Regions from separate parts of the Mus musculus genome. Here region 2 is linked to region 1. The links are chromatin loops, found by intact Hi-C in ENCODE. Cell type or tissue: gastrocnemius. All regions are shown on one strand. Links, peaks and the distances in the headings refer to the core of each region. The heading gives the core; the rest is flanking DNA. Region 1 overlaps Col26a1 (collagen, type XXVI, alpha 1). Region 2 overlaps Gm30408 (a long non-coding RNA gene).

Region 1 (12,347 bases), core at 2,048-10,047:
CAGCCATTCTGGGCATCCTTATATAGTTATAGAGATGACTCTAGAGCCATCTGAGAGGAGATGCCCAAACTAGACTGGTGTGTGGGCATGCCTGGGGGATTGTCTTAATTATTAATTGATGTATGAGAGCCCAGCCCACTGTGGGTGACACCATTCCCTAAGCAGATGGTCCTGGCTGTAAGAGTCTGAATCAGTAAGCCAGCAAGTAGAATTCCTCCATGGTTTCAACTTCAGGTTCTTGCTCTGGCTTCCCTCAATGGCAGACTATGCCCTGCAAACTGAAATAAACCCTGTCCTCCCCTGAGCTGATCTTGGCCATGGTATTTGTCACAGCAACAGGATAGAAATTGAAACACTCCCAAGTTCCCACCAGGCCCTCTTCACCTCACCCTGCAGATGCCCTTCTGGAAAGTTCCACTGGTGCTGTTTCTTCCCATTAATTGATGAGCAAACTCTATTATTATTTCCTGGTTTTCTCACAGCACTGGGTAAGAGGAATACCAGGACTTCTCCCTTTCCTCCTCCACATAAATCTTTGGTGTGGGCCAGCCGCTGTGCATGGCCACTGTGGGCTTCATGCCTATTTCCCCCAACAGCCCGGGGGATGTCCCAAGGGCCAGGCTTTCAACCCTTTTACCTGCACAGACCTCACTTCTCCAGCCTGAGGGAGACTTCACTAGAGTGTGCCCAGGCAGCCACCTCAGGAGAAGACACACCAGGCCACAGTCTAATTACAAAACAAACACCTTCTCTGTGTCCCAAGCAAGCCAGAGATGTGGCATGTCACCTGGAAGTCCTCAGCACCCCAAGAATCTGCTGCCTCACCTCTCTCAAATATAACCTTCTATGTGAACCCCACTTATCTCCTTTCCAAAGCTGCCTCTCACCTTTGCTTTTTTCCATTCTACAGAAGAGTGGAGAGGAAACCCAGGTCCTTGTGCATGCTAAGCAATGACTCTACCACTGAGCCACGCCCCCAGCCCCTCCCTGGGGGATTCTAGGCAGGGGCTCTACCACTGAGCCACGCCCCAAGCACCTCATTGGAGGATTCTAAGCAGGGGCTCTACCACTGAGCCACGCCCCCAGCCCCTCACTGGGAGGTTCTAGGCAGGGGCTCTACCACTGAGCCACGCCCCCAGCCCCTCACTGGGAGGTTCTAGGCAGGGGCTCTATCACTGAGGCACACCCCACATCCTCACTGAGCCATGGCCCCTGTCCCCAGGACAGAGGTGAGCAGCACAGAGCTGCCTATATGCATTTCTAATCTGTTCATTTATGGGGCTCTTGGGGCATGGCGTGTGCATCTGTGTACACAGAAGGTCTGTGAGGGATGGGAAATCCCCAGTCTCTCTTTTCCTATAGGGATCTCAGTTTTGCTGCCCACTGTACACATGAGCTGTAACCTCCTCCAAGGTCCTGAGTCCCCTCTGTTGCCCAGCCTGGCCCTGGTCTGGGTTTGCATGGTTCCTGGTGCACCTCTCATTGTGGCCCCCACAAGGACAGCCTGGGACAACTTATTCAGGCATCTGTCTTGTTCTAGTAGACTTGCTCAGATTTGATGTGTCCAGTTGTGTCAGGGTGGGGATGGGGGTTTACCTCAGGCCCCAGGTCCATCTGTAGACTATAGACTGCCCAATTGGACTTTAGTTACCTCAGGACCTGGGCTCAGGGCTAAGGATGAAGACAGTAGAGTGCTTAACTGGGTTGGATTCCTAGCACTGAATAAGCTAGGTGTCCTGGGGGCACATCTGTAATCTTAGCACGTGGGATCTGGAGGCAGGAGGACAGGAAGTCGAAGGCTATCCTTGGCTACATAGTAAGTTGAAGGCCAGCCTGGGCTAAATGATACCCTGTCTTTAAAAAAAAAATGTAGGAAAAAAAAAGACCTTTGTACTCAGGACAAACCCAAAAAGGAATCCTTAATCTACTCACCAGGGGGGCCTGGGGGACCCCGGGGACCTGGGATGCCAGTCAGCACTGTGTCTACAACAGCAGGGTTCAGCTGGGAGTCTCCATCTGCAGAGAGAGTCAAATGATCAGTAGTCAGGCGGGGTGGGGGTAGCCAACCTGGATGCTGAGTCTGAGAGTCCAGCATCCCCACCCTGTGTGCAAATGGACACATTTACTGCTCAGAATTCAGAGTAAGGGATGGGGAAGTGGATCGGCGGTTAAAGAACTTGTCACACAAGCGTGAAGGTCTAAGTTCAAAACCCCAGCACCACCATAAAAGCTGGGAGTGGTAGTGCTTGCCTGTAACCCCAACACTGGGGCACGGAAACACCAGACTTGCTGGGTTCCCAGTCAGCAATCAGCAAGCTCTAGAGTCAGCAGGAGACCCTGTCTCAAATAATAAGGTGGAGGGCAACGGTGGAAGACACTCAATGTCAACCTTTGGCCTTTACACACACGCACACACGAACACACACACACATACACACGCACATGCATATACACACATGCACTCACGCATGCACGCACACACGCTTGCACACACACTCATGCATGTGCACACACTCATGCATGTGCACACACACAAACACACACACATATACACACATGCACACACTCACGTGCACACTCATGCACGCACACGCACACGCGCGCATACACACACATGTACACACACTCACGCATGTGCACACACACTCATGCACGCATATACACATGCACACACACTCACACATGTGCACACACTCACGCACGCATGCACACACAGACACGCACACACCTGCGTACCCGAATGCATGGACATGGGGTGAGGGCTCCTCCATTGGACTCCTGGTGGCTTAGGGATATATTTATTTCAGTGGTCATTAAGGTCACTGCCCACTCTTCAGCATCATATGCCTTCTCCCTAACTAGGAACATTTCTTCAAGGGAACCTAGGCTACAGACCAAGTCAGAATGGGCTTCCTGCCCCGCCAGGCACCCTTTGAGTGCACCGAGATTCCCATCATGCCTTGGGACAAGCCCCCTCTTACTGCAAGCGCTCAGAAACTATGCGTAAATCTCCAGAGTGGCTCCCTTAGGAAGTATGGCCACCCAGCTTTACAGCTGGGGAGACTGAGGCCAGGATTCAGAAACCAGTGCCCAGGGAGGTTTGTGTTATGTATATGGGGTGCTGAACAGGAGTCTCCTCAACCCTGTTTCCATAACAACAGACCCATACTGTCAATCATGTCACCAACCCATCCTCTTCTTCAAGATTTTATTTTTGGGGGCTGGCAAGATGGCTCAGAGGGTAAAGGCACTTGCTACCAAGGCTGATGACTAGAGTTTGATCCCCAGAACCCACATGGTAGAAGGAGAAAACACTCCCACTCTGACCTCTACACCTAAACTCTGGCATGTCCCTATCAATAAATAAATACAACAAATTTACTTTAGTGTACTCTTCTTTTTTGATGCAATTTATTTTTGAGGTATTGGAGATTGAACCCCAAGGCTCATAATGTACTATGTACTATGTAAGTATTCTACCACTGAGTCACGCCCCCAGCTCCTCCCTGGGGAATTCTAGGCAGGGGCTCTACCACTGAGCCACGCCCCCAGCCCCTCCCTGGGGGATTCTCGGCAGGGGCTCTACCACTGAGCCACGCCCCCAGGCTCTCACTGTGGGACTCTAGGCAGGGCCTCTACCACTGAGCCACGCCCCCAGCCCCTCCCTGGGGGATTCTCGGCAGGGCCTCTACCACTGAACCACGCCCCCAGGCTCTCACTGTGGGACTCTAGGCAGGGCCTCTACCACTGAGCCATGTGCCCCAGACCTACTTTTTTTTTTTTTTAATATGCTTTTTTTTTTCCCTCTTGAGACAGGGTTTCCTTGTGTAGCTGAGACAGGTCTTGAGTTTGCTGGATATCCCAGACTAACTTAAAGCTAGCACTGAGTCTACTGTGTCAGCCTCCCAAGCCCAGCTCCTCCAAGGTTTTTAAATCACCCCAGGGCTAGGGTTAAGGTGAGGTTAAGATCAGGGTTAAGCACTTAGCCAGACCTGCTCCTCCTTCAACTGCTCTCCTCTGCCTCCCTCTGGTCCCTGAGACCCAGAGTCTCTGACCCCATGCTCTGCGCCCCCACAAAGCAGGTGTTTTATGTGGTCTGCGACTCACACAGGTCACACTGTGGTCCCTGAGAACAAGCAGGTCTCTGCCACTTTTGTGTCAGTAAACACCTGTTAGTATCTTACAGTGAGAGACCACAGGGAAGAAAATGTTTCAGGGGTGCTCCTGGTGGGGGAGCCTCGCCAGCTGCAGGCGGAGCCGGGAACCATCAGACCTGGTGAGCTAAGCCTGGGGCCAAGAGCAGGCTTGGAGGCGGTCTCCATGGAGCGACCAGGCCTCCTGTCCTGGATGATCCCTGATATTAGCGACTCTTAGCTTCTCTGGGATCCTTAGCGAAAGCTAGTTTCCCTCAACAGACAGTTTGGCTCACCCACCCCCGACCTGACCCAGCACTCACTCTCCTTGTCTGTTGGTGTCTGCAGGGAATACAGGACGCCTTGGGGAGTGTTTGGCAAGAGGCCAGGACTTCCTGCTGGGCCAGGAGGGCCTGGTGGACCAGGGCGCCCCATCTCTCCAGGGAGCCCGCGTGGCCCCGGTGGTCCCAAGAGACCTACAATGAAGAGCAGAGGCTTTAGGTGAGACCAGCGGCTGCGATGTTACAGACAAGGGAACTATGGCCCTGAAGAGGAGTGGCCAAGGACATTTGTCCAGTCAGTGACAAGTCTCCGGGCCCACAGTCCTCCTGGGAGGTCAGTGGGACATCTTCCTCTTTCTGGCACAGGGACAGCAGAGGGTGGACATGACAGAGTTAGGAGTGGGATCGGCACAGGCTCCAGCCAGATGTCTTGGGACTCGGGAGTAGTTTAACTCTGGAGCAAGGACAGAGCGTGAGCCAGCCCTGAGCAGGCATTGGAGCTCTGCAGCGCGCAGGGGATCATGGGATTCCTGCATGGGGTTTCAGGTGCTTGGAACAAACCCTGGGCCTTAGCAGCGCCATCCCCACCCCAAGGGTCCCAGTAGACTCTTGTCCTGCAGCACCTCTGAGATTGGGGAGAGGAGAAAGGTGAGAAGGAAGTAATAAATTTGGGGTAACAAGCAAGATTAAGGTACACAAAATGCCACCCATGCCCAGGTACAAAGCAAACTCCTGTCTCCACTCCAGGGGACAGGGCTCCTTACCTGGAGGTCCCACTGGGCCCTTCTCTCCTGTCTGGCCCTGTTCACCTTTGGAACCTGGAGGTCCTGCAGGTCCAGGTGGTCCCATCTGTCCTGGAGGTCCTGAGGAGAGAATTATGGGAGAACACTGTGGACTCAGATGCCATAGAGGCTCCAGTTCTGGTCACATGGGTTGTGTGCTCAGATGAGTGATAGGCAGGGGCTCTACCACTGAGCCACGCCCCCAGTCCCTCCCTGGGGGATTCTAGGCAGGGGCTCTACCACTGAGCCACGCCCCCAGCCCCTCACTGGGGGATTCTAGGCAGGGGCTCTACCACTGAGCCACACCCCAGCTCCTCACTGGGGGATTCTAGGCAGGGGTTCTACCAAGAGCCACGCCCCCAGCCCCTCCCTGGGGGATTCTAGGCAGGGGCTCTACCACTGAGCCACGCCCCCAGCACCCGGGTATACTGGTCATGAGAGTTGAGAAGTTGCCTTTCCCTGTCTGTGATCCCAATGACTGAGTTTGTTTTCCCCTTTTGGGTAAACTGAGCAGCTGAGAAGCATGGTCTTCCACTGCCAGCCACAGAGTCAAACTGTAGCTTGTTTTCTCAACATCCTTTCTTCCTGCTGTCTTCTTGCTCAGGGTCCAGAACTGCAGTTGTGGCAGCTGAGCCCAACCTTCCCTGAGGGTCTGCAGGGCCAGGCCTTCCCTCTTGAATCACTATCTCTTGAAATATTCTGGAGGCCTGAGTGTGCCACCACGGAGCAGGCCCAGTTATCCCAGCACTGAAGAGGCTGAGGCAGAAGAATCAAAAGTTCAAGGCTAGCTTGGGTGACATACTTTGTCTTACTTCTGAGTCAGCTGAGGGCCGTGTATGGAGCACAGCATTTAAAATTGCATTTGACTCTGGTCTGTGAGAGAGTCTCTAAAGAACCTCTTGCTGGAAAATCTCACTCAAGGAGGCAGGAAAACGCAGGAGTCACCATTAGCGGGGTGTGTCTGCCACCTGCTGGCCATGCCTGGAACTTCACTTTCTCTGATAAAGTTCCAATCAAGAGCATCAATGAGTTTTGAGACTATGTAACACAGGAGATTTGGGGCCTGGGATCAGGGGCATATGTGTGAACTCTAGAGGTGAATCCTGGGGTTCATCAGGAGAGGAGAAAGAGGGGACTAGATCATATTCCCAGGACCTCCAGGCACTTACCTAAAGTGTCTGAGTTTTAGTTGCTATCTCTAACTTGTTCGTTCACATGCTTTGATTTAAGTTGGGAATGACACGTACAGCCAGGCATGGCTGCTTGCACTTATAATGCAGCACTGTTGGAGCGGGGTGGCAGAGAAAGAGGGATCGTGAGGGGTTGCTAGCCTCCAGCCTAGCTCCAGGGTCAGTGAGAGACCCTGTTTCAGGGAATAAGGTAGAGGACACATGATGCAAACTTGTGAATTTATCAAAATATCTAGGGGGGACACAGTGGGGACAGTGACCCATCTTGAAGGACATCTCACCCCCACATCCACCACCACCATCATCACCATCACCATCACCATGGTATACAGCCTGAGGCCAGCACTATCTAAGTGTGTTAGTTAGCTCTGTCAGTTAGACACAGCCCTGGGTCAACTGACAAGCTAGTCTCGGCTATGGAAAACACCTAGATAGGATTGGCCTGGGGCATGTCTGTGATGTATTGTCTTGAAGTTCATTGCTGTAGGAAGGCCCAGCCCACTGTGAGGTGGCACTGTCCCAAGGCAGGTGGTTCTGGGTCGTTTAAGAAAACTAGGTAAGTGTGGGGCTGTGGGTGACCCAGCAAGCAACATTCCTCCATGGGTTTTGCTTCCAGTTTCTGTCCTGACATCCCTCAGTAGTGGACTGATGTATAAGCTGAAAAAAGCCCTTACGTTCCCTAAGCTGTTTTTGGTTTAGAGCGGGTCATCAGGCAACAGAAAGGACCCCAGGACAAGCAGGCATGACAACTGCAACTGTGCTGGCCACGAACATCAGCAGCACTCTGCAGCCCGGCCACAAAGCCTGGACCTCTGAGGGGAGTCTATAGAAAGGTCTTCTTATTTTTGCTCTTGAAAAGAAGCCAGGGATAGTGGCCCAGGTCTAAATTTTAGCACACAAAAGGCTGAAGCAGGAGGATCAGGAGTTGGACAGCAGAGCTCAACATGGATCTATGGGGCTCTGTGTGCCTTAGGAACAGCTGCATGCTTCCAGGGCTTGCTTTTTTTCTTTTTATTTATTACCATCCTGAGAGATGAACACAGGTCCTCACACATACCAGACAGAGGCTCTATCACTGAACCACGCCCCCAGCCCCTCCCTGGGGGATTCTAGGCAGGGGCTCTACCACTAAGCCACACTCTCAGCATCTTTTATACTTTGAAACAGGATATGGCTTTGCTAAGTTGCTTAGGCTGGCCTTAAATTCACTCCATGGCTCAGATGGACCTTAAACTTATAACCCACCAGGTTCAGACTCCCCGGTAGTTAGGATCACAGACGTATGCTACCAGTACTGGCTAGATCGGTCACTTTTTAAAAGAAGAATGTAAAATTCTAATATTATGCTTAATTTACCTTTTTTTGTAATTAGTTCAAGTTTCAACACGCCACATGAGCAAATTAGACCCAGGAGGACAGGGTGTAGCCTATGTGTAGAGGCCCCGGGCGCCCACTGCCCACTCTGACCTCACTCCCTGGCCAGATCCCTCCCCTGTGGGTCCTTCTCACCAGCTGGACCTGTGGGTCTTCTCCTCCGGGGCCCTGGATGTGCGATGGGAATGGCGTCTGGCAGGAAGTCCTCGTTCCAGGTTGGTGGGGTGCTCTGCGGGGGTGGCAGGTCATTGTCTGGACCTGAAGGCTGCTCAGCTGCTTCCAGCAAGAGGACCTGGCCAAGGAAGGGTGGACTGTCAGGCCTTAGCCAGCCAGGACAAGGATAGGCAACAGATAAGAGTGGGGCCCAGATACACAGTGGAGTATTATTCAGCCATCAAGAAGAATGCCATTTGCAGAGAGATCATTATGTTAAGCAAAATGAAACAGACTCAGAAAGACAAATGCTGCATATTTTCTCTCATAGTCAGGATCTCCCCACCCCTTCTCTCTGGAGTTGAATACAATTAAGATTACATGGAAAATGTAGTGACCACTTTTAGACAACTTGGTAAAAAGAATGGGTTGGTGAGATGGCTCAGAAAGTAAAAGAGCTTGTCACCAAAACTGATGACCTGAGTTCGATCCCTGAGACCCCACACGGTAGAAGGAGAGAGTTGACTCCTGCTTATTGTCCTCTGACCTTCAAACATGTGCTGTGGCATGTGTGTGCCTCTATGACACATTCACACACAAAAAAATAGACAAAATGTTTTTTAAAAACTTAACAAAATGTAAAAGAAAAGCTGGGCATGATGGGAACACCCATGTGTCCAGTGTTTGGGAGGTGGTGACAGAAGGATTAAGAGTTTAAGAGTTCGGGCTGGTGAGATGGCTCAGTGGGTAAGAGCACCCGACTGCTCTTCTGAAGGTCCAGAGTTCAAATCCCAGCAACCACATGGTGGCTCACAACCATCCGTAAAGAGATCTGACTCGGGCTGGTGAGATGGCTCAGTGGGTAAGAGCGCCCGACTGCTCTTCCGAAGGTCCAGAGTTCAGATCCCAGCAACCACATGGTGGCTCACAACCATCCGTAATGAGATCTGACTCCCTCTTCTGGAGTGTCTGAAGACAGCTACAGTGTACTTACATATAATCAATAAATAAATCAAAAAAAAAAAAAAAAAGAGATCTGACTCCCTCTTCTGGAGTGTCTGAAGACAGCTACAGTGTACTTACCTATAATCAATAAATAAATCTAAAAAAAAAAAAAAATCCTTAAGAGTTTAAGAGTTCAAGGCCAGCCAAGGGTATATAGGAGTTCAAGGCTAGCCTGGGCTACACGAGACATTTTGTGTGTGTGTGTGTGTGTGTGTGTGTGTGTGTGTGTCAGTGTTGCTGTTTGAGCAGAACAGGGTCATGGGTATGCAGGGACACACGACATGACCCCTGATGGTCACTGAGACCAGTTGTCTGCCGCTCATGGTGAGTTATGCCTTTCAGCAGGGATGCTGTCCTTTGGTAGGTACATCTCTGTCCTTCCTTCCACATCAGAAGTTTCATGACTCTCAGGCAGCACTTTCCAGACCATCTGGTTCATTTGTAGCCATTTGTCACTATGACTGAATGACAGCGAGCCCCACCCTCTTCATTGACACAGAGAGACTGTGAGGTGTGCACCCTGTCCCCTCTTTCTGTGGCTTAGTGTGTTCAAATTCCTTCACTGGGGAATAATCATGAATGGACACATGGACAGATAGAAAGATAGAAGGATGGAGGGTTGGATGGATGGACAGATGAAGGGTTGGATGGATGGATGGATGGATGGATGGATGGATGGTTGAATGGATGGACAGATGGATGGTTCGATGGGTGGTTGGATGGATGGATGGATGGATGGATGGATGGATGGATGGACAGATGGATGGGTGGATGGGTGGAGGAGTCGTTAGGTGGGTAGATGGACAGGAAAGAAAGGTATAGATGGCCTGTTTCGGTGCTCTTGGCATCTGTTGGCACTAAACTGAGGCAGTGGCTCTCAGTACCCCATGCCCTGCCATCTCCTCTCAGTGGAACTGGGGCTCAAAGATGGCAAATACTGGAAGCCTGTGCCTGGAACTCTTTCCCTTGATTCAAGTTTTCAAGTAATGTATGGAAACACTGTATGGAAACACCGTAATGAGACCCACAGCTTGGCTCACTGACTCTTTTGGAGCTTTTGTTTTTATTTTATGTATGTGAGTATCTGGCCTGCATGTCTGTCTGTGCACCGTGAGGTCAGAACAGAACATCAGAAGCCCTGGAACTGGAGTTGCGAGCTGTGATGTGGGTGCTAGGATCCGAATCTGGGTCCTCGGAAAGACCACTGGGTGCTCTTAATGCTGAGCTATTTCTCCAGCCCTTTTGTGTGCCAATTAACAACAACAACAACATAAAAATTCCAAAACCCAGTGGGCCCTAGCTGTTCCTGAAGTGTCCATCAGAGGGCGCTGTGTACCTGGGCTGAACACAGGACAACCCCTGCTCTGGGTGGCAGACTTGGAGTCCGATGGGTCCTAGGGCAGAGGGGTACATCTGGGAACCCCGTTACTCCCCCTGATGCTGGCAATCAATGGGCCAAACAGCTGTTTTCTCTACCCTGGGACCTGGCTAGCCTGAGGTTTCATGGGAGGTATGTATGCCTTTCCAATTCAGCTACCTGGGATTCCTCTCCACCTGGCGCTAGGGCCACTCAGCTAAGCCACTCTCTTTGATCCTTGAGCCAGGAAGGTTCTGTGCATCTTTCTCATATATGACCTGGAAACCAAGACTCAGAGACTGTACTTAACTCCTCTGAGGTCACCCAGTGAGTGGGTGGTCAGACCAGGATCTCAGCCTCGGATCTCCTGACACCCTGCCACCCCCTCCCAGGTTTCCCACCAGAAAGGGAGGGTTCGGAATCCTGCCCCAGCCTGTGGGTTTCCCAGAGCTCAGGCTACTGCTGGGATGCTGCCGCAGCAGAGGGGAAGGGAAGTAACTTAACGGAAGGAATGTGTGTCTGAGGGTGGCATGGGATGGGTGACTCAGCACAGTAGATGCGAGCATGGCATGACAGGGACCTCTGTTAGGGATGGGGGAAGAAGGCTGCTCCCCAGTTTTGCTTGGTTACTGAGAACAGAGTTGTGTTGTTGGACGTGTGTGTGTGTGTGTGTGTGTGTGTGTGTGTGTGTGTGTGGTGGCAGGGGTGGGGTGTGGAGGGGTGGTGCTGTGGAGGAGGTAAGATTGGTGGGGACCAGGACAATCATCAAGTCAGAGGGATCCCAGAGGAAGTGTCTACCCCATGCCGCTAAGGATTGACCAAGGTATTCTTCCTGCTAAGTTCTGGGCTTCCTCAAAGGGACCCTGCCCCCAGCTCGTTAGTTGACTCCTTCTGGATGCTTCCACTTGGCCACCATGGCCCACAGAGCCCACGAACGGAGGCAGAGGTGTCCCAGCCTCCGTCAAACCTGAATCTGCTTCAGCCTGAGCCCCTGAACTCCTGGCTCAGCATGACTGATGTCCTAAGAGGGGAATCCATCTGTGCCCAGACTGAGCTTAACAGGGACACAAGTGGACACAAGTCCAAGAAAGTAGGAGTATGGGCTGGTGTGCTGGCTCTGGGTTACCCCCTGAGCTTGCTGCCAAGCCTGCAGACCTGAATTTGCCCCCTAGGGTCCACATGGAGGGAGAAAAGCGACTTCCATCAAGTTGTCTGTGCTTGCTCACACACTCTGGCATGCATATCTGCACTCATGACCATGCGCACGCGCGCGCGCGCGCGCGCGCGCGCGCACACACACACACACACACACACACACACACACACACACACACACTCAAGAAAAAGTAAAAAAACAAAACAAAAAACCAGACTACAGATATTCTGTGTCAGTGACCTGATGATGTCATCACAACCTGGTCCTTACTTTCCTCCATCAAGAGACCAGTGCAACTTTCACACGCAGAAACTTTTTGGGGTGCCTCCCAGTTCTTGTGGATTGTGAAGTGGGACTCAGGAAAGGAGAGGAGCAGGTGCCCTGCTGGCCTCTTGCCTATGCTGCCTGGGACAAAGGGAAGTCCACCCTAATGGCCACCTGTTCCCCCAACTTTCCCTTCATACCTTGCTCTAGAGCAGTGGTTCTCGGCCTTCCTGATGCTGGAGCCCTTTGACACAGTTCCTTGTGCTGTGGTGACACCCTCCCTCCCCAGTCATTTTCAGTGCTACTTCATAACAGCAATTTTGCAATCATCATGTAAATATCTGTTTTCCAATGGCCTTAGGCAGCCCCTGTGAAAGGGTCGTTTGACTCCCGAATGGGTCGTGACGCACAGGTGAAGAGCCACTGCTCTAGATCTTCCAGTTGTGTTGCATCTGTCATGCGAGTCCCAGAGAGGGCTGGGGAAGCGTAATTAGCGATAGATCACGGCAGTCTCTTTCTGCTTTGTCCAGTAGTCAGCTTAGCTGGTGACCTCTGTGCAACTACACAGCCCAGCAGCCCTGCACAAGTCTGCTGGGCACGCTGTCTAACCCTTGTCTCTTCTATATTATTGATTTAGTGTGAGGATGGGACA
Region 2 (12,347 bases), core at 2,536-10,535, 500 kb before region 1:
CCCTTTGCTGATCTGCCTGTCCCTATAGGTGTACTCTGGGTTAACCTGTTCACCAGTAGTTCTCAACCAGTGGGTCGGGTGGGTCGTGACTCCTTTCACAGGGGTCACCTAAGACCATTCTGCATATCAGACATTTACATTACAATTCATAGCAGCAGCAACATTGCAGTCATGAAGTAGCAATGAAAATAACTTTAAGGTTGGGGGTCACAACACGAGGAACTGTATGAAAGGGCGGCAGTACTGGGAAGGCTGAGAACCGCTGCTGTTCCTATTGGATAGATCACAGGGCCCCCAATGGAGGAACTAGAGAAAGTACCCAAGGAGCTAAAGAGATCTGCAACCCTGTAGGTGCAACATTATGAACTAACCAGTACCCCGGAGCTCTTGTCTCTAGCTGCATATGTATCAAAAGATGGCCTTGTCGGCCATCACTGGAAAGAGAGGCCCATTGGATTTGCAAACTTTATATGCCCCAGTACAGGGGAACGCCAGGGCCAAAAAGGGGGAGTGGGTGGGTAGGGGAGTGGGGGTGGGTGGGTATGGGGGACTTTTGGGATAGCATTGGAAATGTAAATGAGGAAGATACCTAATAAAAAATAAATAAATATGGGAAAAAAAAAAAGAACTGTTGCTGTTCACTGGCCCACAGTTTACATTACACCTGAGGGGTTCAGAGGTGGCCCAGCAGTTCGGGAGAGTGTGCATGAGAAGGCAGGACACAGGGAGCAAAGGACATTGTTTTATAGCTCTATGGCTGGGTCAGGCCCACAGACCCTCATGGAGGACTCTAGGCAGCACTGTACCCCGGAGCTACATTCTCAGCCCCAGAGTTCCTACTCACCCTCTTGCTGAAGGAGGAGAAAGGGTCCAGGCGTTCCTCGTATTGGGAGGAGTATCGCAGCTCCGTGTCGTCACTGCCGATACCCTGCATGGAGAAAGAGGGTACACGCAGTCAGTCATCAGGGGTTTGGGAGTCTGGGCTCCAGGGAGGACAGGATTAGAACTGGAGGGGAGGGCGGCAGGGCGCCAGTGCTAATAGGACCAGCATGTTGTGGCACGGGCCAGGGTGTGTGTGTGTGTGTGTGTGCGCGCGTGTGTGGGTATGTGTAGGGGGGAAGGGGACGAGGGTGGGGAGGCGGGTCACAGTTCCACTGGGGAGCTAAATCTTAGAAAGGCTGGAATGTACAAGTCACAGTTCCCAGTGGGAGGGGCAGTTTTGTGTATGTGTGTTTTCGGGAACCTTGAACTTCCGGCCTTTAGTGATCCTCTTGTCTCGGCCTCCCAAGAAGTTAGGGCCACAGGTGAGTGCCGCTGAGCTAGCTACGCGGAAAGGGCCTGAGGTAGCCAGGAGGCGCTTTTCCTAACAGCCCCTGGAGGCTCTGGTTTGCGGAACCCGGGTGCCCTCTAGTGGCCTAAAGAGGGCTGTTGCTTCATTTGGGTGGGAATGGGTCTTATTAAGGCCACAGACATCCCAGCTTCCTCTCTCCCTCAGTTTCTTTTCTTTTCTGTGTCTCTGTGTACATGCGCGCGTGCACACGTATGCACGCGTACATGTGCAAGCACGGAGGCCCTGAGGTCAGGAGTCTTCCTCGATTATACTCCACTTATTCACTGAGGCAAGAGCTCTCGCTCGAACTACAGCTTGTCTTTACAGCTAGCCGAGCTAAAGCTTGCCCCTCTGCCTTCGGAATTCTGGACTTACAGGCAGGCTGCCACGCCTAGCTGCCATTTACGTGGGAGCCAGGGATCTGAACTCTAGTCCACAGGTTTGCATGGCAAGCATCTCACCCCTGGAGCCATCTCCCCCAGCTCTTTTCCTACCTTCTGCCTTCCCTGAGCTGCGGAAGGGGTTTCTGTGTGCATGGTGGACCCTGCCTGGGAGGCCTGGGGCCTCGAAAAAGCCACCACAACAAACAGGCTTCTAGCCTTTTCTGTTCATTGTTTTTGGGGTGTGCATTATAGATGGTCTTTATATTTTTTGTTTTTTTCTAAAATGTAGTTTTTGTGTGTATGTGTGGTTTGCCTACATGTATGTGTGTGTGCCACACGTGTGCAGTGCCCACAGAAGTCAGAAAATAGTGTCTCTCCAACGATTGTAATCCGTTTTTTAGACAGAGTCTCATTAGGAAGTCTAGGCTGGACTCCAATTAGTGAGCCTCCCATGTCTGCCTTCCACCATCTTCAGGTACTATGCACGGAGCAGACAGCTGACAGGTGGGAAGGGAGGTGTGTATCTTTGGGGGTCCCCCTGGTGCTGACCACCCAGTGGATTACTGCTTAACGCTCCCTGATCTTGCCCCACACGCCATCCATAGTTTCTCTGGGAAGAAGAGGAGCACGTGTGGGGTGGGGGTGGGGGACTCACTCTGCCAGGGTAACTCTGCAGGAACTTGATCTTCTCAAAGAGTTTGATGTTGTCAGCGCGCAGGCTGTCCAGCTCGCTCTGCAGGGCCTGGATGGTGTGCTGGGCCATGCGGCTCTCCTGGGAATGGGGGCAGGGCAAAGATGGACAAAGGTGAGATGTGAGGGCTTCATTTGCCTGGGGCCTTTTCTGTGTCTTGGTGTGTGAATATTTGCATGTAAAAGTGTGTGTGTGTCTGTGGATGCTAGAGATGGGTTCTGGGGATTGAACTTAGGTCCTCATGTTTGCACAGTGAACACTTTACCCGCTGAGCATCTCCCCAGCCTCTCATGGGCCTGAAGTGCTGACTCTCCTCACAGATGCCCCAGCTAGAAAGTCTTTTTGCAGGAAAGTCAATTTCTTCATATTTGAATTTTCTATTTGTTATGTTTGGGTCATTTAAAATGGCATTTTAAGAAGATTTACTTTTATTTTATGTGTATGAGTATATGGCTCACACAGAGGCCAGAACAGGGTATCAGATTCCCCTGGGGATGAAGTTACAGACAGTTGTGGATTGCCAGGCAACTGGGAAATGAACCTGGCTCCTCCTCAAGAGCAGTAAGTACTCTCAACCTCTGAGCCACCTCTCCAGCCTTATGTTTTGGATCCTTATGCCTTTCAGAGATTGTGTGCTGAAGGCTTATTCTCCAGTCTAGGGGGGTATTGAGAGGGGAGAACCTTGAGAAGGCGGGGCCTCATGGGAACAAGCTATGCGATTGGAGGTGTGCACCTGGAGAGAATACGGAGACTCCAACCCTTCCTATTTCATTGCTTACTGGCAGCCATAAAATAAGCAGCTTGCCTTTATCATATGCGTCTCCATGATATGCTGCCTGGCCACAGCCCAAGGCAACCATGCTAACCCAGAACATATCGAAAGGTCTGAAACCATGACCTCCCCTCCCAAACCTCTCCTCCTCTACACCCCATCTTTTTTGCTTTTAGTCCTGGGGATGGAACCTAAGGCCTTATATTATGCCAGGCAGGTGCTCTACCACTGAGCCACGCCCCCAGCCCCTCCCTGGGGGATTCTAGGCAGGTGCTCTACCACTGAGCCACGCCCCCAGCCCCTCCCTGGGGGATTCTAGGCAGGTGCTCTACCACTGAGCCACGCCCCCAGCCCCTCCCTGGGGGATTCTAGGCAGGGGCTCTACCACTGAGCCACGCCCCCAGCCCCTCCCTGGGGGATTCTAGGCGGGGCTCTACCACTGAGCCACGCCCCCAGCCCCTCCCTGGGGGATTCTAGGCAGGGGCTCTACCACTGAGCCACGCCCCCAGCCCCTCATTGGGGGATTCTAGGCAGGAGCTCTACCACTGAGCCACGCCCCCAGCCCCTCACTGGGGGAATCTAGGCTGGGGCTCTACCACTGAGCCACGCCCCCAGCCCCCTCATTGGGGGATTCTAGGCAGGGGCTCTACTGCTGAGCCACGCCCCCAGCCCCTCACTGGTTGATTCTAGGCAGGGGCTCTACCACTGAGCCACATCCCCAGCCCCTCCCTGGGGGATTCTAGGCAGGGGCTATTCTGTTGAGGCACATCCCAGCCCTACCACTGACTTATATCTTCAGCCTTTTCTTTTCTTGAAACAGGGTCTTTCTAAATTGCCCAGGCTGGCTTTGAATTTAAGATATTCTGTTTCAGCCTCTTCAGAAAATGGGATTATAGACCTGTGCCACCAGTCCTGGCATAAAATCCTTTCTTATTGGGGTCAGCCATACTCTCTCCCATCCATTCTTTTTTCCCATTTTCCAACGTGCTGCAGATTTCCTCTGTGGATGGTTGAACCCGGTGGCTTTGTGCCTGAGTGGCCCAGGTACACTCTACTGCACTCCTGCTCATAGCATCTGTGGGTATTCCAGGCAGTCTGGTGCCCACCCTTGGGTCTTGTGTTCTATATCTCCTTCTTCCAACCCTGAAAAAAATCCCCAGTGTTCTTTACTTTGAGTTCGTGAATACTTCTTAAAGCCCAAAGTGGCACAGCCTCCTCCAGGAAGTCTCAACTGCATGGAGTACATCTAATCCTATTGCCAGTTCAGTATCTGTTGTTTTCCCCAAGCCTATGTCTTTCTACATTTGTGTCCTCAGATTTGAAGCCTACGGGGAACAGGAAGTAGGGTGGGACTCACGGCTTCCAGCTCTTGGTTCCGGGTGCGGAAACGTTCCCTTTGGCTGGAGATGATGGAAAGCAGGGAGTCCACCTGGCCTTCTGGAAGGGTCCCACTGGATGACATTGAGGGTCCTAGGAGATCGCAGGAAACGGCTTGGGTGTCATGGTGGTACCCTGCCCCCATCTGTACTGACAGAGAGCCAGGTCCCAACATTTCCTTCCCATGACTTGAGCTAAATGGGACCTTGCATCATGTCTGGTGAGCTGCGGTGGGGGTGCCCCATCTAAGATCTGTGATGTCCTACAATAGCTCCAAATGCAGCAGTGGAGATGGTGACAGTGGTGGGGGTGGAATGCCAGAGAAACACGGGCACGCTGAAGGCTCTGGGGAGCTAGGAGCAGCCCACAGCACCCTTTCCTGAGGTCACTGGCAAGCCATAGAGACAGAGGCTGCATTGCTGGGACAGGCCCCTTCTTGCTTGGAGGGAGAACATAAACTTTGGGAATCTGAGTTCCTAACAGGCTCCAAGGGCTTTCCTTGGCCCCTAACTCCTTGGGTGAGTGTTATTTGGCCAGGCCTTCCTCACCATAGAACAGAGCTGTAGCTTCCTTGATGGGTTCTGGAATCTTCTCTAGGCCTTGCTCGGAAGCTCCCTGCAGGGTAAAAAGGAAAAGATAAGCCTTATTTGCAGCACGGTGGGGGACTTTCCAGGGTGGGCAGTGTCACTGTGGGAGCTGGAGCTCGTGAGTCTGCTGGCCTGGACCAGACACAGCGTGTGCACAGGGCCCACTGCAGCTCTGGCGGCCGGGGTCCGGCAGCCTGCTTCCCCCCTGGCCACACACTGCCCTGGTGTGTAAGGCTTTACTACTGTGACCTAGGGTCTTCCGGCTTCCCTCTCCAGCATGGTTTTTCATCCCTCATAGGACAGGTGGCAGGCCAGCGAGGTGGCTCAGCAGGTAAGTCAGTCTCTAGAACCACACGGTGGAAGGAGAGAACTCACTCCTGCCAGTTGTCCTCTGGCCTCCACAAGAGCCCTGATAGGTTACTCTGTCTCTGTCTCTCTCTCATACACATATAGGAATGAATGAATGAATGAATGAATGAATAAATGAACAAGTGAATGAATGAATACATTTAATTTAATAAAATTAAAATGAGGGGCTGAAGAGATGGCTAGGATGTTAAGGGGCTGCTCTTCTAGAGGCCCCAGACTCAATTCCCAGCATCCACACATGGGCAGCTCAGAAATGTCCCAGACTCTAGTTCCCGGGGATCCGATGCCCTTTTCTGGACTCTGCATGCACATAGTGCAGACATACATGCAGGCAATAGCCATATGTTAAAAAAAAAAAGCCTCAAAAATCAAAAGGACAAGTGGCCCCTTTAGGTGCCAGTGTTCACAGGACAAGGGTCCATCAGCTATGCAGCTGGGCCCGTGTGACCTTGCTTTGCCTCTGACCAGAACTTTTAGTGCCTGGACACAAGCTAGTGCCGACCTCACGGTGCTGTCTACTAGTCAGAGTAAACCATGTGGCATCAGCCGTGAGGTTGGAAAAAAGGTGGCCTGCACGGGGCAATAAAACCCCGTGGGGAGGCCAGGGAGATGGCTGCAGACTTGGAAAGTCAGTACTTCTGGGTTCCGCGACACACACGGGGGTGAGAGTGGGTGCGCAGTGAGCAGGCCAGGCGGGAGGCTCACCTCGGCATCAGGCCGTTGGATGGACTGGATGGTGCTGAGGTCCTGCTCCAAGCGAGCGATCAGCTCCTTCTGCTCAACAGCCTTGGCTGTGGCCTCAGTGAGGTGGATCTGCAGCTCCGCACAGCGCCCTGTGGTGAAAGGAAGATGCGGCCATCAGAGGAGTCCAGGGACACAGGGATCCTAGGTACCTTGCAGACAAACCCAAGTTTGAAAGCATGAATGCCCGAGGGCTCTGATTGCTTCCTCCACACCCGCACTGCCCCACAGCCTGGCGCCCCAGGATACTCGGAGGAAGGAGGGGATGAGGTACATTGGGCCAGGCAGGGAGCTGTCCCAACTTGAGAACGCCCCACACGCATGTTGTAGTCTCCACTGCATCAACCTCAGATGCAATGGTGAAGACAAAGGTAGTGTGATAGTGGGTTGGCCACCCAATGTCCCCTGACCTGTAACCCTGTTCTTTCTCCTAAGAGCAGGGTTTTAGCAAGAAAGCACCTACTGATCTTTACTCCCTCTCCTCTTGATGCTACAGATAGAACCCAAGGCCTTGAACATTTAACATGCTGGAAAAACTCTGTACTGCTGAGCCACGCCCCCAGCCCCTCACTGGGGGATTCTAGGCAGGGGCTCTACCACTGAGCCACGCCCCCAGCCCCTCACTGGGGGATTCTAGGCAGGGGCTCTACCACTGAACCACGCCCCCAGCCCCTCCCTGGGGGATTCTAGGCAGGAGCTCTACCACTGAGCCACGCCCCCAGCCCCTCAATTGGGGATTCCACTGAGTGTTCTTTGTACCTCCACTTTTTGGCAGGTGCATCACTTTTTCTGTCTTTCATTTGCAAAACCTGTTACAGGAGGGTGCTGGAGAGATGGGCTAAGTCTTTAAGAGTCCTTGCAAGATGGCCTAGGTTCAGTTTCTAGCATCCACATGGTGGCATCTGTAACTCTAGTTCCAGGGGACCCGACACCCTTATCTGACCTCTGCAGGCACCAGGCACACATGTGGTGCACATACACATGGAGGTAAAACACTTATACATATTAAACAAGTGAATAAATGAATGAAACAAAGCCCTGACAATAAATTTTATTCTAAGTCCCGCCCATGACCACCAGGGGGCAGTGTACTCTCAGACGTCCCAAGGCTCCTGTCCTGACAGGAAACTGTTTAAGTTCTGGTTAGCTTTAGTGCTTCGTCTGGCAAGCAGGAGTGTGTGAGCATGCGGGCTGGGCTCTGGGCCCTGGGCTGAGGGTGGCTCACTGTTACCCCAGTGAGCACCCCCTTCTGCACCCTGATGGTCTGACCCATGGGGAGAGACGGATGGCACAGGCTTTACAGGACACTCTGGGCCTGTTCCCACACGCTCCCCACTGCTCAGACTCTGAATGGCTGTCATTCTATTGGGCTACAAGGTTAGGTGGGATTGATGGAAGTAAGGAGGTGACAGGCTGGAGGGCAAGACTAAGTTTAGGCGTTGGTGACCCTCGTCGGGAGAGGGACCAATGTCATGGCCTGCTGGCCTGGTGCATAATCCTTTGACCCAGGCCAGTGGAAGCACTGTAGAATCTACCTCCTCACTGAATGGTGCAAATTTAAGAGAGCGGATAGACAGAAGCATCAAGACAGAGGGAGAAGACAGCCACTGAAAGCCAACAGGGCTCTGGGTATCATTTACAGAGTGAAAGACAGACAGGTGGAAGGAAGGGATTGGCTCAGTTTCTGAATATCCACCAACTGGTCCCATACCAAAGGACCTGTGCCCTGGGCTAGGGGCATGGGGCTGAGGGAACTTATACTGAAACAACCGCTACCCACCCTGAGCGACCGTGGGTTCCTACAAGTGTGCAAATTATCACGGGATTACCAGGGACCCAGGGAACCCTGCTGCCTAGGGTGTGGATGAGACACTTTGGCCCACTTGTCTTATTTGTCACCAGTCTGTGGCCATTTCAGCATGGGAATGACTCAAGACTTCCAGAGGTGCCCATGGACACAGAAGAGGTGTGGCGAGTCAAGAGGGTTGCTGGGAGTGGGAGGAAGGCAGGTCCTTGTGAGGAGCAGAGACATGCTGGCCACATATAAAGCGCCCCAAGAGCAGACACTCAGGCCTTAGGCTGGCCCGGGTCAGCTGGAGGCAGGGCCTGCTCGCCAGTGAACAATGTGTTGGGCTGGCCTGAGATCTTGCCACTGTGGCTGAAAATGTTCCCTGATAGTGTGGCAGCAGTGACGGGTTCTTGGTTAGGGATGAAGGTCTGGGGGTGGGGTGGGGTGGGGGCAGTCCCTGAAGACATGGCTTTGGGGGATGCTGAGTGGTTGGACCAGGCGTGCTGAACAGGAGGCTGGCAGAGCAGGGCAGGGAGCTTGTGGGGTGAGTCCGAAGGGACAGGGTCTAGGGTACTCTGTGTTGCCACCTGTCACTCCACACAGGGAGGAGAAGCCTGACACCTGTGATGAGAATAACATACATCAAACTTGACAGGGTCTAGACTCATCTAGGAAACCTCCCCCAGGTGTATCTGTGAGGGGGTTTCTAGACCGTGTTGACCGAAGAGGGAAGACCCACCCTGAATGTGGGCAGTGCCATCCCATGGCCTGGTGTCTCACTCTGCATGAAAAGGAGAAAATGAGCTGAGCGCCAACACTCATCTCTCTCTGACGCCATGTCTCCTCTGCTATGAAGGATTAGACTCTGAGCCCAAATACACTCCTCCCTTAAGTTCCTTTTGTCTGGTATTTTGTTGTAGCAATGAGGAAAGTAACTTGTACAGCACCCTGCTGGATCTTACTTAGAGAGAATGATGGCTGAGCCTGCCTTGTTGGTTGGAGGCAGGGGCATGTATACCAACGTGCTTTGGCCATGTGTCAGGAAGGGAAGGTCCTGAGCTGGAATTCTAGGCTTTCTCTCTAGGGAGTTCATGACCTTGGGCAAACTCTCTGACTTGGGCAGGTCAACTTCAGGGCGACAGTAGGAGGGGCGTTTGACCTCAGGAGAGGAAGTATATGAAGCTGGAACCCTCACATGGGGAAGGTGTGGGCAGCAGCTCAGCATGGCTCGTGAAGGGTGAAGCACCTGTGATTGGCTAGGGAGTCCTTGGATCTGGGGATCTGAGATTACACATGGAGGCTGGAGAGACCCTGGCTTAGGGTGGCTGAAGGCAGTGTGGCGGGGAAAGGCAAAGACTCAAGAATGGTAGGTGAGGTGTGAACTCTTGGAGGGAGTATGTTCAGGCCCAGTGGTAGGGGGACAGCCCATGAATAAAGAGAGGGCGTGGTGTCTTGAGCTGAGGGCTGGAGAGCTGTTGGCAAGGGTATGGTTTGGTTCACACAGGGAGCTCAGACCAGCCAGAATGTAGAAGAAGAGCTTTGCACATCTGCAGTGACAGGAGAGAGTTGGTGTCCAGTGGTGGGTAGCATTCCTGAGCAAGAAGGTGCTGGGAAGCAAGGAGTATACTGGGTAGAGTGTGATGAGGGCCTGTCGGGGGGGTGGGTTGGGGGGGGGGAAGGCTGACTTCCTACCCCCTACAAGGGTCTGTGGAACCTCGTCTCCTGGAAGAATCTGGAAGGGCTTCCTAAGGATGTACATTTCACAGAGGTAAAGAAAGAGGAATACTATCAAGGCTGGGACCTAAGGAGGCCAGACTCTGATATAAAGCAGAGGCATGAAGGGTTGAGTGTGATATATCACACTTGTAATCATAGTGTAGCAGGGTTGCGAGGTCCTGGCCAGCCAGGGCTACACAGTGAGACCCTGTCTCAAATAAAACAAGGGCTAACCAAGGCTATAGCACGGCTAGAGCAGTCAGTGTTTGCTTAGAATCTTTCTCCCAACCCCTAATCCATTGGGGGCCTGGGGGTGTGGCTCAGTGATAGAGCCTGTGACCTGGAATTCCCCACTGACGGAGAGCTGGAGTTGTAGCTCGGCCATAGGACACTTGTGTAGAAGCCCTTAGCGAGAGGTTAGGGATGTGACTTGCCTAGCACCCACAAGGCTCATGGCTCCATCTCTAGCGCCACAAAATAAAAATAAAAATAAAAATGGGGAATAGAATCAAGACACAAGGAGGCTGCAGATTGGTCAAGTGCAAGAACGTTATCACAGTAGGATCAGAGAGGCATAGTGCTGTAGTCATGGCTATTCTGATGGCAGGGGACTCTGCTGTGTTAAATTAGCTTCCTGCAGGCCAGGTAGGGGTGGGGTGGGGGTGGGGTAGCTAATCAATGCACATTGTGGTCGCCTTTACCTTGAATCTACAAGGCCTCATGAACACTGAGGAATGCCTACCAAGTTATTTTGCCTGCAAATGCCCCAGTGTGCTTGTTAAATGCCCTTAACAAATCGCCCCCATTGGTCCCACTAAAGGGACCTGTCTACTCTCCAATGCCTATCTCCTTAAGATCACCAACTGGACTCTGCTGTACACTACCTTACCACTCACAAGCCCTGTCTATGGCTAAGTTGCATCAGCATCTTGCATCAGCAGTGAGCACCAGGTACTCAACTCTGCCAGCCGCTCCCCAGGAGGCCTGGTTGCTGTTGCTCTCGGCTAAGTTCTGAGTGCTACTCGGGCAAAGGTCTCACACACTCTTTCTTTCTTATCACTGCTGGTTATCATAGACCTTATCTATATGCCTGGGGTTATCTGTTGTATAGCTCCCTTGTCCATTTGTCTGTCTCTGAGACAGGGTCTTACTCAGCTGACCTCAGACTCATAGTGGCCTTCAGTTTGGTATTTAACATGTATCTCAGTCTTAGAAGGTCTGAACTTGAACTTGCTTCTCTTTCCTCCTGGTATCTGCTTTCTCCAGTACCAGCCTCTGCTTCTTGGCCCTATGTGTCCTGGCCAACTCTTTGTAGCTATCTAGCAGTGGTTCAGACAAAGCCTTAGTCATTGCTGTCTTCTATTGCATCTTAGGCTGGCAGTCCTGGGAATTGAATGTAGGGCCTCAAATATGCTAAACAAACTCTCAACTACTGAGTCCTGCCCCAGCCTCACTGGGGGATTCTAGGCAGGGGCTCTACCACTGAGCCTGTGGTCCCTCACTGGAGAATCCTGAGGAAGTGCTCTGCTGCTGAGCCACACCTGTAGCCCCACCATTTCTGGCCCTACATGCTCCTAGAATGGCTTAGTAATGGCAGACCCAGCTCTCTGCCACCTTATGGGAACCATGGTGAACCATGGGACCAATGGGTTTTGTCCTCTCACCAGTGCTGGCCAGCCCCTGAGATGTTCTGTCAAATGCAGTGGACAGAATGCATACAGACAGTTCTCTTGTATATACTGCCCTACTCCACACTCCCTCCCTGTATATCTATCTGTAACTGTACTTTCTCAGAGCATCTTATTAAGCCTTAATGGTTCTTAACCTTTCTTATGCTGCGACCCTTTAATACAGATCCTCATGTTGTGGTGACCCCCAACCATAACATGATTTCATTGTCACCTCATAACTGTAATATTGCTACTGTCCCGAATATGATGTATCTGATATGCAGGTTATCTGATATGCGACCTCCAGGGGGGCTGAGAACCACTGCATTAAAGCCTCTAATTTGATTCAGACCCACTTATCCTTAGAGAAGGCAGTATAAAGCCTATTCCTGGAGAGCTGGCAACGTGCCTACAGTGGGTGAGTCTCCCAGCTGCAGCCTGGAACCTTTCTATCCACTTTTGCCTCCCAAGTTGGCAGTTTATAAAACAGCTCTACAAAAACACATGCAAAGTTGGGTATCGCAGCACATGCCAGGAGACAAGAAGCCTAGCACTTGGGAGGTGTAGGCAGGAGGATCAAGTGTCCTCACCTATATAGCAAGTTTCATACTAGCCTGGGGCACCTGCCTTCAAGCAAGCAAGCAAGCAAGCAAGCAAGCAAACAAACTAGTTAAACTGACTGTAAGTAGGTACTCAGTTGGTAAAGTGCTTACCATCCCAAAACCCATACACACACACACACACACACACACACACACACACACACACACACACACACACACACACATTTAAAGCCAGCTGTGGGGCTCGGGCAAGAGCTCACTGGTTAATAGCACTGACTGCTCTTCCGGAGAACCCAGGTTCAATTCCCAGCACTCACATGGTGACCCACAACCATCTGTAACTTCAGTTCCAATGCCCT

The links. Hi-C counts contacts between places; a loop is a spot of excess contacts. Peaks named below come from ENCODE experiments on the same cell type or tissue, not always from the same donor. Only the 100,000 strongest peaks of a DNase experiment are listed, where the experiment ranks them.
Region 2: it touches region 1 in a loop (10-fold over the local background); 16 of 42 quality-filtered maps call a loop at or near these places.

Annotation. Positions count from the first base shown.
Region 1 is chr5:136,749,737-136,762,083 of GRCm38, forward strand. Col26a1 (collagen, type XXVI, alpha 1) reads right to left here. Exons shown (of 13, transcript NM_001346699.1): 5 at 7,896-8,052; 6 at 5,179-5,277; 7 at 4,457-4,609; 8 at 1,933-2,016. Among named protein-coding and RNA genes, the nearest start is that of Myl10, 62 kb to the left of the region's middle. In gastrocnemius, for the core only: a CTCF peak has its summit at 6,160 (motif pointing left); DNase peaks (open chromatin) are centred at 3,611, 4,554 and 6,172.
Region 2 is chr5:136,251,699-136,264,045 of GRCm38, forward strand. It overlaps Gm30408 (a long non-coding RNA gene), which reads left to right. Exons shown (of 4, transcript XR_868600.2): 4 at 1-163. It also overlaps a transcript of Cux1 not described here. Among named protein-coding and RNA genes, the nearest start is that of Gm30408, 12 kb to the left of the region's middle. In gastrocnemius, for the core only: a CTCF peak has its summit at 7,322 (motif pointing right); a DNase peak (open chromatin) is centred at 7,378.